Regions from separate parts of the Homo sapiens genome. Here region 1 is linked to region 2. Evidence: chromatin loops called from intact Hi-C (ENCODE). Cell type or tissue: IMR-90. All regions are shown on one strand. Each heading gives the region's core, and the rest is flanking DNA. Links, peaks and the distances in the headings are about the cores only.

What was found. Peaks named below come from ENCODE experiments on the same cell type or tissue, not always from the same donor. Only the 100,000 strongest peaks of a DNase experiment are listed, where the experiment ranks them.
Region 1: a loop joins it to region 2, with 5 times the contacts of the local background. A loop is called at or near these places in 5 of 110 quality-filtered maps.

Annotation. Positions count from the first base shown.
Region 1 is chr4:168,180,581-168,188,396 of GRCh38, forward strand. ANXA10 (annexin A10) reads left to right here. Exons shown (of 12, transcript NM_007193.5): 10 at 1,103-1,161; 11 at 3,979-4,101; 12 at 6,786-7,156. The coding sequence ends at 6,854. All of the region lies in intron 2 of LOC105377524 (a long non-coding RNA gene), which reads right to left. Among named protein-coding and RNA genes, the nearest start is that of ANXA10, 92 kb to the left of the region's middle. In IMR-90, for the core only: a CTCF peak has its summit at 3,320 (motif pointing right); a DNase peak (open chromatin) is centred at 3,341.
Region 2 is chr4:168,626,993-168,634,808 of GRCh38, forward strand. The region is part of intron 2 of PALLD (palladin, cytoskeletal associated protein); the gene reads left to right. Among named protein-coding and RNA genes, the nearest start is that of PALLD-AS1, 18 kb to the right of the region's middle. In IMR-90, for the core only: a CTCF peak has its summit at 4,695; a DNase peak (open chromatin) is centred at 3,969; H3K4me3 peaks cover 1,616 bases; H3K27ac peaks cover 741 bases.

The DNA of each region.
Region 1 (7,816 bases), core at 2,369-4,868, 450 kb before region 2:
CAGCAAAAGTTCACTGCCTTCAAGGAGCTTTTAAGGAGTAGTGACTCAAGAGTGATTATGAAGATTTCGTGTATTAAAAATGAAAGAAAAGATGAGGGTATAATCTCACAATCTAAAATAATTACTTAAACTACCAGGGAAATACTGTTATGATTATTTCATTCTGGCTAGAAATTATAGCCTCTCATACATTACCTATTCATGTATTAATTTGTTAACCTCTTCAAATAAACACTACTGAATGTTTATGATCATCAACTGACTTCCAGCAAGGTAACTGTTGACCAGGCTCTAGGCTGTCCTACCACCTTAGCAGTTTTTATTAGATAACTTCTAGAACTAGTCTAGACCAGTTGTGGTCCATAGTTTCCCCTTAAGAGATTTCAGGTCTACTCACAAATCTATAAGTTACTAAAAATAGCATTCAAATAGATGAACAGATTACATGGGAGCTATATCAAATTCAATCCTACAATAATAATAATAATCTATAATAGTGTTAATAACCTAGGTCTCTTTGAAGCTCTATTAATTTAATATTCAGATAAAGATGATAAAGTTTTCACTTTGGGAGGCAGAGGCGGGCGGATCATGAGGTCAGGAGATCGAGACCATCCTGGCTAACACAGTGAAACCCCGTCTCTACTAAAAATACAAAAAGTTAGCCGGGCGTGGTGGCGGGCGCCTGTAGTCCCAGCTACTCGGGAGGCTGAGGCAGGAGAATGGCGTGAACCCGGGAGGCGGAGCTTGCAGTGAGCCGAGATTACGCCACTGGACTCCAGCCTGGGCGACAGAACGAGACTCCGTCTCAAAAAAAAAAAAAAAAAGAAGATGATAAAGTTTTCTTCATTAGGCTACATGAAGGAACTAACAAGAGTTCCAACAGATAGAAATAGACCAAGTGAAAATCTGCATGACTCATTATAATGTTGTTGCTTTATATTTTTTTCCTGTGGCTTATAGTGTTACCATTATTCTAAGTGTTGACCTTACAATACAATGTAAGAATTGTAACAGGAAAAGTGTTATTGTTTCTCAAATTCTGACGAAAATATATGTTTTCACTCTCAATGTTTCTTCTTCTCTCTCTGATTTCTCCTAGTTCTCTGTGTTCGAGACAAACCAGCCTATTTTGCTTATAGATTATATAGTGCAATTCATGTAAGTAAGACATATATTTTTAAAATTTCTCCAGAAATTGTGTCTGTTTTCTCAAAGGATTAATTTTACTTCCATCATTTAAATGTTCATTACCATTTTTGAACTTGTATGTACAAAGAAAATACACCCAAGTGAGAAAAACTGGTTTAGACACCAAAAATAAGACATATCAGATAAAAATAATGTTCTGCTTTCTGTATCAAATTTAGGGAACCATATTTGGGGTGTATCTCCCTGTGCACTTTAGAGATTATTTAATATCTGCAGAAACTGGTAAATTCAAATGTTTTTGTATGTTTCCAAAGACCCCCACATCAGACTTATGCAAGTACAAAACATATGGCATTAAGCAGAAAATGTCAAAATATTACAAACTCTCAGCAAGCAATTGCCACGTTCGTGAAGTTTCAATACACGAAATTATGTCAATGGATATTTTTGAACATTGTGCTATTTTCAAAAAGTATTTAAAGTGATAACTAGAAAACCATAAACTCTAAATCTATTTTTGTAATTAAATGGGAATGTTTTTCATACTTCAGTGTGTTATTCAGTCGCACATACTTTGGAGCATTAATTTTTTTTTTTTTTTTTTTTTTTTTTTTTTGAGATGGAGTCTTGCTCTGCTGCCCAGGCTGGAGTGCAGTGGCGCGATCTCGGCTCACTGCAAGCTCTGCCTCCCGGGTTCACGCCATTCTCCTGCCTCAGCCTCCCAAGTAGCTGGGACTACAGGTACCCGCCACCACACCCGGCTAATTTTGTTTTGTGTTTTTAGTAGAGACGGGGTTTCACTGTGTTACCCAGGATGGTCTCGATTTCCTGACTTCGTGATCCGCCCGCCTCGGCCTCCCAAAGTGCCGGGATTACAGGCGTGAGCCACCGCGCCCGGCCTGGAGCGTTCATTTTTTTAAAAAACAAACACTTAAGTGCATCATCACATAATGCACTCCTTATCCATATCTACATGAAACAAAAAAAGAAAGTCTCGGCCGCGCGCAGTGGCTCATGCCTGTAATCCCAGCACTTTGGGAGGCCGAGGCGGGTGGATCACGAGGTCAGGAGATCTAGACTGTCCTGGCTAACACGGTAAAACCCCGTCTCTACTAAAAATACAAAAAATTAGCCGGGCGTGGTTGCAGGCATCTGTAGTTCCAGCTACTCGGGAGGCTGAGGCAGGAGAATGGCCTGAACCCTGGAGGCGGAGCTTGCGTGAGCCGAGATCGCGCCACTGCACTCCGGCCTGGCGACAGAGCGAGACACCGTCTCGGAAAAAAAAAAAAAAAAAAAAGAAAAAAGAAAAGAAAAAGAAAGTCTCATAGAGATAATTATATACATGTCGTAGCCTTGAAAACTCAAAGAAAACGATTAAAAATAATCCAATAATACAGTAATTTTAATCATCAGTTTTATCCTCAAGGTAAATTTAACAGATATACTTCTTAAAAGTAGCCAGCATGCTGGGAAAATATGTTAATAGTCAGGAGTATGTTATTATATATCTTCTGCAGTGTATTTTCTCATTTATGCAAAGGAAGAACCTGGATAACCCCAGAACACAAAAGGAAGATCAATGCTCACAGTCTTGCTTCTCTCCTATTCTATTTTCTAGGAGAAACAGTTGATTTGGTTAAACATTTATTTGAAATAGTGTATTTGGAAATGCTATAGGATGATTTCAATTGTTTCCTTCTCAAAGAACCAACCACTACAACAACAGTATGAAGCTTCACTTGTGAATGATTATGGGAAAATAACTACAATTACCTTGATTCCAATTATGCACAAATTCAAGGCTACTTATTCTAATAGTACATGAAAACTGTATTTTTGCTGTGTATGTGTTATAAGGCAATAGGAAGATATGCGTATTCACAAATGGTTTGTAGGTACGGAGAAGGATTGTATATTCAAGTAATGTAATTTTTGATACCTGAAGACCTCAAATGTCAAATGTTTGTCAAAAAGCTGCTTTAATCACCCCTGAACCAAAGATATATTCTGTGTTCTCCTCCAGTGAACTCTAAAGTGAACGATCTACATTTTAAGTTTGAATACTTGTTAGATCATTCATTTTAACCACCTCAAATTATGAAAAGTTTATTAGTAATATACATTCAAAACATTGTCTTCAAAAATCAGATTCTGTTTTCTGGCCACTAGATGTCACGATTACTCTGTTTGGAAAGACAATTTGAAACTGATTTGTTAGGGTGCAGTATTTCTGGGGCTAGCATACAGACATTGATTTTGTATTTTTCTGCATTTGAATTTAAACCGGCAAATATTTGAATCACCTAGAATTCTAATTTTTTATAATTTATCAATGATGACAAGAAAATAAAATTAAAATGTTACTGCTGTCTTAGACAAATCAATGTCCATCTGACAGAGCTGAGAATGTCTTCCCCTCCAAGGAAGAATTCTTACCAGGAAGGACCACAGGATCAGATTTGCAGTTTATAATGCAGTGTGAGTGGGACGGTGTGAAGGTTAACAAGGCTAGAAAGGGGGAGCAACTATTGCAGAATCAGGGTGAAATGATAAGGGTCAGAGTCAAGGTCGTGGCACTGGAATAGAGAGCACAAGGCATTCAGAAAATAGAAGAGAATAATTCACTGTCAGCATGCGGTAAGGGAGAGGGAGAAGTGACAGAAATGACTCAGGATCTGAACCACAGCCTGTGTGGCCAGTGATGCCAGTGTTGGAAGAACTCAGGAAGAAGAGAAAATGACTACAGAAAAGGGGTGTGTCCACTTGGGACAGACTGACTTTTAGGATGCTGTCTTCTCATTTCTCCCACTTTTCTGTATCTTTTAGGACTTTGGTTTCCATAATAAAACTGTAATCAGGATTCTCATTGCCAGAAGTGAAATAGACCTGCTGACCATAAGGAAACGATACAAAGAGCGATATGGAAAATCCCTATTTCATGATATCAGAGTAAGTTTCCGACACATGATTTATTTGGACCCACATTTTCTCCTTTTTGAAACTGAGATAAAAGTTCTCATTCAAATAACTTCATGGCAGACTCTAAAAAGTTAACTATTCAGACAGGGATAACCTAGTTTTTTTCCTCTACACAGTCTTTAGAACATCGGCAGGTGCTAACTTAGAAAACCCTTTACCTCAGCTGGGCGTGGTGGCTAATGCCTGTAATCCCAGCACTTTGGGAGGCTGAGGCAGGCAGATCACGAGGTCAGGAGATCCAGACCAACCTGGCTAACACGGTGAAACCCCGTCTCTACTAAAAATACAAAAAATTAGCCAGGTGTGGTGGCACACGCCTGTAGTCCCAGCTACCCGGGAGGCTGAGGCAGGAGAATCGCTTGAACCCGGGAGGCGGAGCTTGCAGTGAGCTGAGATTGCGCCACTGCACTCCAGCCTGGGCAACAGAGTGAGACTCCATCTCAAAAAAAGAAAAAGAAAAAAAAAAGAGAACCCTTTACCTCAGCGACAGAACTTATTCCTCTTTGATGTGTTTTACCCAGAAGCATTGATGCAGTCATGCAAAATATTCATTCTCTATAATTGTGCTTAAAGAGCTAAATTCTGAAGTATGATCAGGCTCAGGAAAAATATATATTGCAAAAGGCTGCATTACTTTTGAAGAGGTTTCTTAAATCAGTTGAGCTGTCCTCTCATATTGTCATAGAAGGCAGGGCAGTCAGTCAAATATCATAAACTGCTAATTCGGAGGGACTTAATGTTCCTAGCTATATACAACTCTACATATCCTTATCCCTTTAGCCCTTGAAGGGCAAAGGAGCAATGATTCAGTACTGAACAAGCCAGTGTTTTCATTCTGATACTTTTAAACTTCATGCATTTTGATACAACCTAACAAAGAATCCTCAGAATATATAGGACCATTTACTAACTGAGAGCCTAGTGGAAAATAAAAATGCTTGGCACTGTGTTCAAAAAAGTTTCAAGAATTTCAGGATGGGGAGAGCAGAGCATTAAACCAAGCCAAGCACAGGGACATAAGAATAGAACTGAACTTATATTTTGTGCAGAACTAAAAGCTATTACCTTGTTCACGTTGTTTTCATCTGAAATTTGTAATTCCAAGAAGCAGTGTTTTAGTTTATTGAAAGAGTAATCTAGAAGCAATCTAAAGCCCAAGAGATCACATAATACAGAAGACTTTGTAGGCCTCTGGAGAGCTGAAATGGTTTCTAAGAGGAAGAGTTGATGGAGCAGTTAAGAGAAATCTTATTCCTTCATCTTTGATAAAACTCTCCTACAGCCACTTTCAAAACTCTAAACTCTTTTAGTGATGAGAAATGCATGGCATAATTCATTTTCTAAATGAATACATTAGTTCTTAGGCACTTATTATAATTAATCACAACCGACTCAAAGTCTGCTAATATGAAAATGTAATTAATGTAACTTTGCTATGTACATTTAAAGTACTGAATTATCATTACATGACTTTGTGCCAAAGCACCTTAATATGAAAGTTGATACTTAACAAAGAAACATTTTATAATATTTATTTACTACTATCATTGATTTTGGAAAATATAGAAATTATAGAAGACCATTACAAGAAAATTAAAACCTCCCTAATTTTCTACAGAAAATCATTAATAAACTTTTATTCTGCTATGGTGTGCATGTTTGTGTCTCCTGAAAATGTATCTGCTGAAATTCTAACCCCAAAGAAGTGATGATACTAGGAGGTGGGGTCTTTGTGAGGTGATTAGGTCATGAACGTGGAGCCCATGAATGGGATTAATGTCCTTATAAAATAGGCCAAAGAGAACACCTTTGTCCCTTCTGCCATGTGAGCTTAGAATGAGAAGAAGGCTGTCTACGAGAGACAGGCACTCAGCAGGCACCACATCTGCTTGATCTTGGCCTTGCCAGCCTCTAGAGCTGTTAGAAATAAATTCCTATTGTTTATAAGTCACCCAGTTTATGGTACTTTTGTCACAGCTGCCTGAACACACTAAGACAGGTACTTTCAGTCATTTTCTAAAGCTATATAAATAATAATATGTTTTGCTATGTAAAAGAGTATTTTTATTGAATCATGGTATTCTGCTGTATAAGCTATAAAGTACACAAACTACCTCACATTATTATACATTGCTTCTCAGTTTTTCACTATTATACATAATATTATGGTGTATATATTTTTAGCACAAAACTTTGTGCTTATCAATGATTGATAATAACTTTCTTAATATATATTTCTTGAGGTAGAATTACTACATTAATAATTATAAATATTTTTAAATCTTTTGAGACATATTAATTTGTTCTCCACATTCTACATTCATTTATAACAATAATAATAATAACATTAGGGTACATCTTCCTAAAGTTGAGGAGAATATTTAATTCTAAGGCAAGTTCTTATAAATACACATTCAGGTTCAACCGACTTTATGTAAACCACATACTACTGACTGTAACCAGAGCATTATTCTTCAACAACTTTCATTGGGAGCAGTACTTAGGGCATGTTAAACCTTTAGATGAGAAAAGTAAATAAGTTTAGAAAGGCTAATGGTCCATGGCTCTTTCATAGTGCAGTCCAGAGGAATTATGCTTCCTTTTTAGAACTATTATGATATTTTATTTCAAATATATTATATTTTTCTTTTCAGAATTTTGCTTCAGGGCATTATAAGAAAGCACTGCTTGCCATCTGTGCTGGTGATGCTGAGGACTACTAAAATGAAGAGGACTTGGAGTACTGTGCACTCCTCTTTCTAGACACTTCCAAATAGAGATTTTCTCACAAATTTGTACTGTTCATGGCACTATTAACAAAACTATACAATCATATTTTCTCTTCTATCTTTGAAATTATTCTAAGCCAAAGAAAACTATGAATGAAAGTATATGATACTGAATTTGCCTACTATCCTGAATTTGCCTACTATCTAATCAGCAATTAAATAAATTGTGCATGATGGAATAATAGAAAAATTGCATTGGAATAGATTTTATTTAAATGTGAACCATCAACAACCTACAACAAGAGAGTCTGCTCAAGGCCGTCTTTATCATGATTTGAAAGACCAAGGAAAATGCAGTGTGACCATCCTAGTTTGGGGAATTTTTGAGACTCCTATACAATTACAATAAAGCTAGAGTGATCATCTACAGCAGGCTTTAAAAATAAGTAAAGACGTAAACCAGCAAAATGTGGCCGGGCATGGTGGCTCATGCCTATAATCTCAGCACTTTGGGAGGCCAAGGCAGGCAGATCACTAGGTCAGGAGTTCGAGACCAGCCTGACCAACATGGTGAAACCCTGTCTCTACTAAAAATACAAAAATTAGCTGGGCGTAGTGGCAGGTGCCTGTAATCCCAGCTACTCAGGAGGCTGAGGCAGAAGAATCGCTTGAACACAGGAGATAGAGGTTGTGGTGAGCCGAGATCGCACCACTGCACTCCAGCCTGGGCGACACAGCAAGACTCTGTCTCAAAAAAAAAAAAAGATATAAACCAGTAAAATGCAGCCAGATATATGCTTGCCTGGATTAGACGTATAAGAGATTTGGGTGTAAAAATACTGTGTGTGGCCAGGCGCGGTGGCTCACACCTGTAATCCCAACACTTTGGGAGGCTGAGGCGGGTGGATCACGAGGTCAGGAGATTGAGACCACGGTGAAACCCCATCTCTACTAAA
Region 2 (7,816 bases), core at 3,518-6,017:
AAGATAAAATGTTCTGGAGATCTTTTGTACAACAGCATGAACATACTCAACACTACAGAACTGTACACTTAAAAATGATTGAGATGGTATATTTTATGTGTTTTTTAACAACAACTAACATTTAAAAAATTATTCTTTTTGAAAGTGGTAGTGGGGCAACTGGATCATTAATAATAAAGCAAGATCCATACCTTAATACCTTATACACTAAACCAGGATAAAATATAAATGAACAGGCCAGGCACGGTGGCTCATGCCTCTAATCCTAGCACTTTGGAAGGCTGAGGCAGGTGGATCACCTGAGGTCAGGAGTTCGAGACCAGCCTGGCCAACATGGCGAAAACCCATTTCTACTAAAAATACAAAAATTAGCCTGGCATGGTGGCGTGCACCTGTAGTCCCAGATACTCGGGAGGCTGATGCAGGAGAATCACTTGGACCTAGGAAGAAGTGGTTGCAGTGAGCCAAGATTGTACAATTGCACTCCAGCCTGGGTGACAGAGTGAGACTCTGTCTCCAACATATAGATAGATAGATAAATAGATAGATAGACCAAATACCTAAATATCAAAAATAAAATCAGAGTATATAGGATAAGACAGGCCTATCTATGACTCTTTTAAAAACTGATAAATTCAATTAAATAAAATTAGAAACTTTTTTAATGTCATGAGATATCAAGAGCCAAGTCGAAAGACAAACGGCAAAATGAGAAAACAATCTGAAACTCCTAACGCAAAGGGATAATCTCCTTAACATACGTGGAGTTTCAAGAACTGAAGAACAAGACCAAGAACCCAATAAAATATGGGAACACTATATAAACAATAAGGCCACAACAAAGGAAATAGAATTGGCTCTTAAATATATAAAAAACTTGCTCAGCCTCACTCAAAATCAGAGAAATGCGAGTCAAAACTATCTTGAGACATCACTTTTCACCTATCAGACTGGCAAACATCCAGAAGTTTGATTGCACATTTTGCTGGCAAGGCCGTGGGGAAACAAGCACCATTTAACATTGCTAGTGGAAGTGTAAATTGGTTCAGCCCTTTGAAAGGCAGCTTGGCTGTATTTATCAAAATTCAAAATGTAAAATCCAGTAATCCCACTTGTGGGAATTAATACTATAGATAAACTTGCACAAGTGTAAAATGTCATGTGTGGACGTTTGTAACATTGTTTAATAGCAAAAGATTGGAAACAAGTCAAATGTCTATCAGTGGGATTCTGATTGAATAAATCGTGGTGCATTTATCCAAGGGAATGCTATGCCACATTAAACACAGGCATGGTTACTCTGCACTGATATGCATGTAAGTCTCATCGTGTCCGTCCTCTTCTCAAGACCCTCCAATGGCTGTCTGTTGCTCTGAGGGTAAGTCCTGAAATACTTACACTGGTTTAGCGGGTCCTACACCATCTGGCTGTCCTGTCTCTCTGACTTCATATGACATTCTACATCTCACTTTCTCTGTTTCAGCCACATTGTCCCCTTTGCTGTTCCTCAAACGTGCTAGGCATGGTCCCTCCTTAAGGCCTTTGCACTAGCTTCTTCTGCCTGGATCACCATACTCTCCAAATAATCCCAAAGCTCACTGACTCCCTTACCATGATCAAGTCTTTGCTCACACGTCACTGTCTCAAGAAAGCTGCCCCTGGCCGCTCCGTTTTAAATTAAAATTCCCCACTGACATCCCCAACCCCCATTATCTTGCTCAGTGTGTTCAACTGCTCTTATTATGTCCTAACTCAACACAGAATTAACTTGTTTAGTATGTTTGTTTTCTGCCTAATGTGCCCCTTGCCCAAGATATAAATGCCAAGGGACAGAAAGTTTTGTCAGCTTGTCCCCTGCTGTGTTACCAACATACACAATAGTCTGTGGCATGAAGTAGGTCTTCAACAGGTGTTTGTTTCCAAACAAATGAATTAATGAACATACAATGTGGAAAGGACTATAAAGTGTATATGTATTTAAGTGAAGATGTAAGACGAAGCCCAGTTATTGTTCTGCCTATAGTATTTTTTTTTTTTTTTTGAGATGGAGTTTCACTCTTGTCGCCCAGGCTGGAGTATAATGACGCGATCTCAGCTCACTGCAATCTCTGCCTCTTGGGTTCAAGCAATTCTCCTGCCTCAGCCTCCCAAGTAGCTGGGATTACAGGTGCCCGTTGCCATGCCCAACTAATTTTTGTTTTAGTAGAGATGGGGTTTCACCATGTTGGCCAGGCTGGTCTCCAACTCCTGACCTCAGGTGATCCGCCCACCTCAGCCTCCCAAAGTGCTGGGATTACAGACGTGAGCCACCGTGCCCGGCCCTGCCTATAGTATTTTTAAGAAATAAAGAAAAAGTGTAAGAATGTATTTAGGCCAAAAGAAACCTGGAAGTCTACAGAGAAAACTATTATCAGTGGTTACCTGGAGGGAGATGTATGGACTGGGCATATGGGGAAGAGTGGTAGAAAGGAGACTGTGGTGCATGTACTTTTATATAAATTATGTAAATGTATTACTTATTCAAAACATTAAATTAACAAAAGAAAAATAAAAGCTGATGTCAGCTCCCAAAGATTGTAATTCAGTAGTTCTGAGCAGGGCTCAGGGGAATCTGCATTTTCAACAAGCTCCCCCACCCTCCCATCCCTTCCTGGGTGGGGTAGATCACCCTCAAAAATCACTGTCACCACTACCTCTCCTGACCCCAAAACGCCACAAACCGCGTAACGTTGGGATAGTTCTCATTTGGAGCACAAGCAAATGGGCAGGCACATCACAGAAACTAATGGCAGAGTTTTCAGTAACATTTGACACCACTAACAGCTGCCACCCAAAAGGCAGCCTCCTTGTGTGGAAGAACAGCAGAAATTTCATCTACCCTTCAGTTTCATCCCCACAAGCAAGCAGGACCAGTAAAAGGAGTGTCCTCTCTGTCTAAGACATTTATATATGTTGGGTGTTTAGACTAAATTTCAGACTTCTAAACATTCACAGGTTTAGCGAAAGTAGTTGGAGGGGCTTCTTCAGATTTCTGCGCTCATGGTGATCATATACTGAAACCCTCCAAATTTTTCCTTCCTCTTTCGCCCAGGCATTTTAATTAATACAATGTCCTTCCTAATTCACAGAGGAAAGATCTTTCTAAGAACCCTTGCTGGAGATGAGAAAGGTGGTAAGGATCTGAAATGTGTCTTAGCAAGACTCACCCAACAGGGCCACCCTGCTTCATTGTGATGCCTTTCAGATAAACGAAGTATTCGGCTCTTGTTATTCAATGACCCTAATAAAACTTTACAACTGAAGTGTAGAGGAAAAAAATAAATAAAAAGATCTAATGACATACAAGAAGGGACTGAACCTGTCAACCCCAGAATATTTTCAGTCTGAAAAGCAACCTCATCCTTATTAACTTTACATTGATTCCCAAAGAGCGGAAAATTTAATAAGGAAGAAAAAATTCAATATTTCATGACTCACCACTTCCTCGGGATAATAAATACGAACTAAAGATATATACACTGAACGCTTTTAACATTTTATTTTCACTTCAAAAAATACTGTTTGCACTATCTCTACTATTGACCTCTCAAGATGATTCTATTTCCGGAACGCATTTTTTGATATGGTTTCTAATTCAAAAATCTGTCACATCTTTGATATTTCATAGGCTCCATTAAAATTAATAGCTTCATGGGTCCCTCATGAGTTTCTTCCTTAAATTTTCAAACGGTTTGTGGTCTGTTTCTCAGACTGGCCAATGACAAGCAGTTCTGGGACTGGAAGATGGAAGTAGTGAAATAATCTTTAAAAATGTGTAAAAATTAAGCACTGTCTGCCAGGGGCTTTAGAGTTGGCAAATAGCTAGGTCTTTATTAAACGGTTGGTTTTGTTTCTCCTGTTGTTTCTTCCTGATATCCGTCTGTGTGGTAACTGAGTCACTATGACATAATACCGCAGAGAAAGACTGCAGGACAACCAGACGTACACATGTTCATCCCTCAATGAGTCGCAACCTTGGGTCTGTTCCCTAGACATTGGTGGAAAGACTTGATTAATGGCAGACTTGTTCAACATAAAAAAGAACAAAGACCAGATTTATTCTTGGCATTCCCTTTCCTAGGGGCTTACTTGTAATGGGGTAATTAATTTATGGCTTTGCAGTAAGGCGGCATCAGAGGAGCAATTTAACTCACAAGAGGTAACGCAGATGGAGAGTACAACTGAAAGATACCTTGTGTGGAAGGGTACAGAAGGAACCTCAAGCTGGACGTTGATTTCTTTTATCAGTAATACAAATTCACTACTAGCTGCTTCTTGGATTTCCCCCCTTGAGAGCTGCAACGTTTCCTAAATGAACAGAGGTCTTTAGGGAATGCCTCAAACCACAGCTGAATGGGGAGTGGCTTTAGAAATCGCCGGTGGAACTTGCCTGTTACCTTCTTACAATTCCCCCCGCCCCTGGGCAACGCAAAAGCCGTCCTAAGTGCGATAAGAGCATGGAGTGAAGGGAGTTATTTCTGGAGTTTAGCAGCATTCCTCCCCAGGACACACCCTCTCCCCCTCCCCAGCAGCCCGGCACTCCGACACACTCCGCGCACACGCGCCCCTCGGCGAGACGCGGCGCATTCGCGCGCTGGAGACCGGCGGCCTCTCACCGAGCCTGAGTCGTGGCCGCTGCGCCGCCAGGAGGCTTCCCGGGAGCCGGCGGGGCCCAGGACCTCTCGAGCGCAGCAGGCAAGGGGCCGGCCTTTTGGCAGCGCGGCTGCCAGTTAATTTTCTCCGTTGCATTCTGCAAACGAGATCGCATTCAGAGCCCAGAAGTTGCAAGCTGGGAATAAGCGAGATCTGAAAGACCCCCAAGAGGAGCTTGTTTGGGAGTGGGGGCAGACGGCGTTTTGCGCCCAACTGGTAAGTGGCAGCATTAAATCTATGCAGACATGGAGGAAATAAAGCTTTGCAGCCTTTCCAGGCAGTGGCATGCAAGTACTCGTGCGAAGAGTACTGTTTGGGGTGTTTAGTTGTAGTGGACTCAGAATACCGTGTTCCGCCACGGTTTTCCTAATCCCTTCTTCGGACTCCTCTTTGGGGGTTGGCGGGGGCGGGTCCTGCTTCGCGGGACTTTTCTGTTGTTGGAGTTAGGGTGGGGGAGGGGAGAAAGGCGTGAGGTTGAATAATCTCTCCTACCCACCTCACCCTTTTTTTTTTCCATTAAAAAAAATGATACTTTTAGAGAAGCTTCTCTTTCATGTGTTTAACTTGCCTGCTGCGATTTGAGCCCAATGAGTTTGTATTTTCTCTAATTACTTTGTAATCGGCTCCATCCTCGGTTGAAATAGAAGGAAACTTTCACAAAGCAATCAATTTCTGACAGCCTAAGAGCTGCTCAGTTGCTGAATGAGGTCTAGCTGGAAACACTTTGTTTCTCACAAGGTTTTGGTGATTTTTCCCATGAGAAATCTGGGCGTTTTCACACCTGTTGCTTTTCAGTTGCCTCAAAATTGTTTGCTTGTTTGTTTGTTTTCTTGGGTTTCACTTGATTGCAGTTCTTTGTCTAACCAAATCCAATGCTACTTTCCCGGTTCTCCTCTCCCTTTGGACGGGGTCCCTGTTGTTAGCATTCAGTTGGCGGTGGTTCTTAGGGAACAAGTGGCAGGCAGAATACAATAGGGAAGAATGCATTCCTGATGACTCCTCTACCATGGAAAGACTGAAAAACTGACATTCTCCATTAGTTTTTATGGAAAGCATTGCTGACGCTTATAAATATTCAATTTTGGTGAGTTCCTGAAATTATTTAATCCAGAAGTAACCAGCATGACTTTTACAGAGAGAGTTCCCCTAATCTATTTGCATTACAAGCATAGAGACCCTGGCACCTGAACACCCCCAGAATGCTGAAGTCACCTTTCACTTCACTGGCAGGTAGGCTACTGACAAGGAAAGGGGTGATGGAATGTTAGGAGAGGGGCAGCGGGGAAGACCCCCTGAGAAGGGGGCTGTCCTCCAAGGGACCAGCATGATTTCAGCTTTCTGATGATTAAGAAAATCATCAGGATATTGGAGTGTAATTTAACATCCTAGTAGGTTAAGTTGAATTCCTGTCCACATGATGAAAAAGACTTTCTATCAGCCCTTCTCACACTTCCAAGTGGAGCTCAATGGAATGCTTGTTTATTTCTGTTGCCGATAAATCCATGGGAAATCTCTGCTGAACCCAGCAATTTTAAAAAAGCAAGTTCCAGCTTATAATTGCCCGTATAATGGCAAACAGGTTATTTTCAGTAACCTAAGACTCTTACATTTCCCCCCGCGGTTGTTATAGGGGTTACATGAAGATGTTATGAGCATGCATTTGAGCTTACCCACCCCCAACTGAAATGGAAAGTTATCCTTGGGTGTCTGATGGAAAAGATTGTTGCCAGATACCTTAGGAGGCTATAAAATAACATGTTTCTGAAAAGATCATAACTAGTAGACATGAGTGTCTATAGCTACTATATAATTTTTCATTGTTCCTTTAGGAAAGAGACCTACTTTGATCACTACAGTGTTTACATTTGTTGTTTATTTGTTGTATGGTTTTTCTGAGTCTTTTTTCTTTTCTTTTTGCTATTGAAAATCTCCCTTCATTTAAATGAAATCACAGACTAGAAATAGCAATGATTGCTCTCTAGGGCTAAAATTAGAAACTACAAGAGACTTTTTAGACACATCCCTCTTGTCTCATGGAAGGTTCTGCCGAGTTTTCTTTAAAACTCCCACTTAAGCAATTATTGTAAGATGATGTTTACTCTGTAAAATAGCATTTTTATTTGGACAATTTTTTTCCATCAAGCTTTAATCATACTTTGCCAATGCATATTGAACTTTGTTTCTCTGAGGTGCCTAAAGGGACATCCAATACATTTACCATCCCTTCAAAGTCTGTATACTTAGCTCTTTGAACAGTTTCTTAAAAAAATAATAATAATAAATAAACAAAAGCTCCAATGGCACTTGCAAGAGACAAGACTGGGTCCTGTGATGTGATGGCAGATGGCAGTTGCATGAGCTTTGTTTATGCTCAGAACAAGCTCGGTGTCTCTTAAATTAATCATGAATTGAATAATTGATTTCTCACACCTTGGGCTGCATTTAATCTTCAGCTGTACATTTAAAGATAGGTTATGATTGAGGTCTTGTTCACTTGGACGTCCTTTCAAAGCCTATCAAGTGATTTTACAGTTGGGTCATTTCTAATCGTAACACATATTATAAAATGTAATGACATAAACTTCGAGCTTTCCTGGCTTTTCAATTTCCAAGATGGGCTTCAGTGACCTTCCCATTTGTTGGTCAGCCCCAAAGATGGTGGGGCTAATGGATACAGTGGTTTTTCTGTAAATGTAATTAAACGTGCCTCTGCCAGCTGCCTGTGGTATTTGTGAATGTTTTCGTAAGAAAAGCTGTTCTTCGACTTTATCTGCCCACTGTGGTTTGTGGCATGTTGTGCTATTCTGCAGCCTTGCAGTTTTTTTCCTGAATGATTGGGCTATGATGTCATGTGCTATCTCAGCGCAGAACCTTTTCAAAGCTTTGCTGGGGTCTGTGTGCCTGAGCGAGGGGAGTGGAGGCTCCCTCAGAGCGCACTTGGTAGCGACTCCCCGTCTACTCCAGCACATTCCATCGCCTGGAGACCAAAGCCACCAAATGATTTGCGGTCAGAGTGATTTGGGGCTGGTTAGAGATGATTTAAAAGGAAGGTTATGGGCATATGAAGTGTAGCGTAAAGAAAATATATTTTACTACTTTATTGAGACCACATGGCTCCAACTTG